Linked DNA regions of Homo sapiens: region 1 is linked to region 2. The links are chromatin loops, found by intact Hi-C in ENCODE. Cell type or tissue: endothelial cell of umbilical vein. All regions are shown on one strand.

Region 1 (2,500 bases), 61 kb before region 2:
TGAGCCTACAGGACCTTGTGTAATCTTGCCCTAGCTTTATCTCTAATCTCTTTTCCTTGTTTGTGCTTCTCTTCCCCTTGCTTACTATGCTTCAGCATGGTAGTCTTCTTTCTTTTCCTAAAACAAGCCGAGTGCATTCCCACCATTGGGCCTTTGCACTTGCTGTTTCCTCTGCCTGGAATACCCTGTCCCTAGATATTCAAATAGATGATTCATTCTGCTCTTAGATCAAATGTCTCTTTCTCAGGGATGCCTCTTGACACTCCCAGTCTGAAGTCCCTTACACCCCATCATTGTCTGTCATCTCATTCTGATTTATTCACAGCACTTGTCACTAGCTGAAATTATCATTTTATTTTACGTCTTTCTTCTCCAGAATGTAAACTGCTTGGAGGCAGGGGCCTTGCCAGTCTTGTGCACTCTTACTTCTCCAACACTAGAATAGTGCCTGGTCCTTAGTTAGCATTCAGGAGATAGTTGTTTTGAGACAAGCCTGCTCTAGCCAACCAGTGAGCCCATGTAATCTCAGAATCCAGTCAAGGAAAGGACAGAAATTGCTCAGCTGATCAGGCTTGTGGATAACACTCATTTCCTGTAATTCTCTTTTTCTTCCTGTTTAGCTGAGTCCACCTCAGGACGAGGCCAGTGCCTGAAACGCATCCGCTACCATGGCAGAGGTCGCTTTGGGATCATGGAGAAGGTTTATTGCCATTATTTTGTGAAGTTGGTGGAAGGGCCCCCACCTCCACCTGAGCCACCAAAGACGGCAGTTGCCCATGCCAAAGAGTATATTCAGCAGCTTCGCAGCCGGACCATCGTTCACACTCTATGATGAGGAGATTCAGACTCCACAGTGTATATATTTTGCCATTTATTTTCTAAAAATAAACAAAAATTGAAGGCAAATGCTTTTTATGATTTCTCATTGAATTATTGAAACAGTGTATAACTGCTAGTTGTAAATGAATATTTATAAGGCTTTGCCCATTTCTTTTGAGCCTCTGGGCATATTTGTATGCATTTGCGACTTGGAAGGGGAAATCAGCTTTAAACATAGTAACAGACTATATTTCAAAAGGCTTTTGGAGTAACTTTGAAAGGGAATGTTAACTTTCCAACTAGTGTCCTGCAGGTGGCTGTTTTGATACTGGACTTGAATACAGTGTTATGAGGTAAGAAAATTGCTTTTATTTCACTTAATTTTCTCTTGGGACCATGGGAAGTTAGAGTGGCTGCATGTTGTTTCATTACAGTATTTTAGGGTGTTCAGTGGTACCGTTTTTCCTTTCACTGTTGGCACAGGCCAGTGAGTCAAAAATTATATTTTCCTTTACTGTTTTAGCAGTAACTCGAAACTACAGGAGTTTATTAGATATACGAATCTAAAACTCCAAAAACCTTTAACTTTGAAAATTTTCTTTTGGTTAAGCAAAGCCTGTTTTTATTTCTTCTTCCAACAGTGCTTTATATTGTTTGGATATCTTGTTTAGGATTGATTTATTTTTCAGGGTAAATTCAATTACTGAGAGAGGAATTGAACCAATCTCAGCATTGCATTCTAAAATGGGGCAGTAGGTGGCACTCAACCTTTTATTAGCAGAAAATTGTTAGTTTCAAATTAGAGTGTTCAACACTGCTTCCCTCTCATTCATACACGTCTTCATTAAGAAGAAGTACTCTTTGTCTACAGCCCTAGTCCAACTTTTGCATGCAAAAGAAGAATCGAGGATGCTTGCTTGTTAATGCAGACTTCTGGGCCCCACCCCAATGATTCAATTCACTAGGTCTTATGGGGGGCTGGTTTCAGAAATCTATGTTTTAAACAAACACTTCCAGGTAATTCTGTTGTAGGGGACTACGCTTTGAGAATACGGCTTTAGGAGAATGAAAAAATGTAGTTTTATTGCCATGTTTTAAGATGGCATTAATAATAGTTACTGTTTACTGGGAACTTGTTATTTGCAAGCTCTGTGCTAGTATTTTACATAATTCTTCACAACATCCTGAAAATGTAGCTTTTGTTTTACCACTTTACAAAGGAATAAACCGAAGCACACAGAATTCAAATAACTATCACAAGTCACACAGCATGTAAATATTGGGGCTATGATTGAAAGGTTTCTAAAGTAGCTGGTTCTGCATACCTTTTGAGTATACAGCTGGGTTTTTGTGTCTCTCCAGTTAACCTAATGCATGGGTAAAAAGACATCAGGGGTCAGTGGAATAAACCAAGGTGTAGGACAGATTCATTCTGGGTCCTAAGCTGTTGTAGCATGGAGTCAGGGAAATAACACTGGAATATTAAAAGGTAACCTTCATTCTAGTCTGTGCATTCTCATTAGCCAGAAAGAAGACTGGATAGGTCTCTTCCCTTGCTGGCCTCCATTTCATTCATTTATGAAACAAGAGACTCAATGTTCTCTGTAGAAAACCTTTTTTAGAATCACTTGAAGAATTTGTTTAAAAATGCAAATTCCTGGGCTCTACTCTCAGACTAAGT
Region 2 (2,500 bases):
CTAGCTCCCAGCTTCTCTGTGGGGAGGGAAAGAGACCACACATCCAATGCTCTAACTTTTCTGGATGCTGCCTAAAGAACTGGCTTCTTTCTTGCCTGTCTCAGAGCATTAATGGAACCTAGCATTCTAGTCACCTGGGGGCTAGTGAAAGAAAGATAGAATTTTTACCTAGCATATAATTAGTCATCACTCCCCGCCACCCAGCTTGGTGCACAGTGAGCAGGTAGAAAAAAAAAAACAACACTCAAATTCCAGCTGCTCCTTGGGGGAGGAAAAGAGTTGGACAGCGTCTAATGATCTAAGTTTTTGGGGGGCTTCCCAAGGAATTGGCTTCATTTTTCACTTGTCTCAGAGCACCAACTGGACCAAACATACCTGGGAGTCACTGAAAATAAAGAAAGCAGGTTGGACTAGCAATAAAAGTTTGAGGCCCCAGAATTTCTGGCTGGGCTGGTTGATGAAGATATTCTCCTATATGAGGCCAGTCCATGAAGACTAGGAGAGGTGGACTTTTTTTTTCTAATGAGCAGACACCAACACAGTCAAGGTAAATTAATAAATAAATATTCAAGGTGAATGAATAAATAGGGAAATATGTTCCAAACAAAAAGGAACAAGATAAATGTCCAGAAATACCCATCATAAAGATGCTTACTGAGAGGACTTCCAGTTCCAAAATGGTGGTGCAGAAGCAAGCTGGATTTACTCCCCTTCACAGAAAACCAAAAACAAACATTGAGTGCTGAGATTATCCTAAAAAATACGCCAGAACTCAAATATGAAGATGAGATAGCTCCCAGGGCCTCAGAGAAGTGAAAAAAATTCTGAGCAGAGAATAGGACTTCCACATCTGTGATGCTCCTCCCTCCATTCTGCCCAGCACCAAGCATGCAGAAATATTTTCCCCCAATTCACTGTCTCTACACTGGAAACAGTGAGACTAAGGTGGACAACCATCTTGGATGCCCTGGCAGGAGATTTGTCCCTTCCTTAAGCCACGGGTAGCATCGAGAGTGTCTGAAGAGAGAAATATCCCTGAAGACAGGCAGAGACAAAGTGGGAGTTATGATTACCATTTCCAGCCCTGGGAACTCTGCTCTGTAACTTGGCCAAAGGAGATGCCAAATCACAGTAGCACACCACGCTGAAGGTGGTTCATTCCACAGGTCCCCTGGGCACAAACCCCTAGCCAGCTTTCCCACAATGCTGGGATATCCCCTTTAGGAGCTTCTGCATTCAGGAAGGACAGTGCTTCAATTATTTACTAGAGCTGAGGAGAACCTGGGCTTAAGGTGCCACCTAGAGCCAAAGGGGAGGCAGTGACCAAATAGTAAAGAACATCCAAGCAAACACATCTAATAAAAACCTAAACAAGCCAGTTAGAGAAGACTGGAATAAATAATTAAAGCAATACAAATACATAGACATACATCCATAAGAAGTAACAGCAAACAAGGAACCATGATCTCCCCAAACAGACAAAGCAAGGAACTAGTAACTGACCCTAATGAGATGGTGATATGTGAGCTCTCTGAAGAAGAATTTAAAACAGTAGTTTTAGGGGATCTCCAAGATAACACAAAAAAGCAAGTCAGAAATTTATCAGAAAAATTTAACAGAGATTGAAATAATTTTAAAAAATCAAACAGAAATCATGAAACTGAAAAATATATGTGCTACACTGAAAAATTTATTAGAGGGTCTCAACAGCAGAATTGATAGAGTGGAGAAAAGAATCGATGAGCTAGAAGATGACTATTTGAAAACACACAAACAGAGGAGAAACAAAAAGGATGAACAGCAAGATTGCCTACAAGATACAAAAATATTACCTTAAAAGACCAAATCTAAGAATTATGGATGTTCAAAAGGCAGCTGAGCAAGAGTACAGGGTAGAAAGCTTATTCAAAGAAATAATAACAGAAAACTTTAAAAAACTTGGTGAAGTTATAAATAACCAGGCACAGGAAGGTTAGAGAACACCAAATAGCTTTGACCCCAAATAAGACTACCTCAAGGCATGTAATAATAAAATTCTCAAAGGTCAAGGACAAAGAGAGAATCCTAAAAGTAGCAAGAGAAAAGAAGCAAATAATTTATAAAGGAGCTCCAATTCATCTGGCAACAGACGTTTCAGTGGAAGCCATACAGGCCAGGAGGGAATGGAATGACATTTTCAAAGTGCCAAAAGAAAAAAACTGACATTCAAGAATACTATATCTAGCAAAATTATCTTTCAAATCTGAAGGGGAGATAAAGTTTTTTTCCCAGACAAACAAAAGCTAAGAGAATTTACCACTACCAGATCTATCTAACAAGAAATGCTAAAGAGGGTTCTCAAATCTGAAAGAAAACAACACTAACGTGCCAAAAAAATTGAAAGTATAAAACCCACTGGTAAAATTGACTGCACAAACAAACCCAGAGTACTGTAATACTGTATTATTATTTCCTACTCATAACTCCAGTATGAAGCTCAACAGACAAATTTACCAAAAAC

What was found. Hi-C counts contacts between places; a loop is a spot of excess contacts. Peaks named below come from ENCODE experiments on the same cell type or tissue, not always from the same donor. Only the 100,000 strongest peaks of a DNase experiment are listed, where the experiment ranks them.
Region 1: it touches region 2 in a loop (8-fold over the local background); 11 of 110 quality-filtered maps call a loop at or near these places.

What each region holds. Positions count from the first base shown.
Region 1 is chr5:154,966,066-154,968,565 of GRCh38, forward strand. MRPL22 (mitochondrial ribosomal protein L22) reads left to right here. Exons shown (of 7, transcript NM_014180.4): 7 at 621-2,500. The coding sequence ends at 832. Among named protein-coding and RNA genes, the nearest start is that of MRPL22, 26 kb to the left of the region's middle. In endothelial cell of umbilical vein, a CTCF peak has its summit at 1,561 (motif pointing right); DNase peaks (open chromatin) are centred at 556 and 1,566; H3K4me3 peaks cover 361 bases; H3K27ac peaks cover 2,031 bases.
Region 2 is chr5:155,026,925-155,029,424 of GRCh38, forward strand. No RefSeq gene overlaps it. Among named protein-coding and RNA genes, the nearest start is that of KIF4B, 14 kb to the left of the region's middle. In endothelial cell of umbilical vein, a CTCF peak has its summit at 1,318 (motif pointing left); no DNase peak of the experiment used is centred here.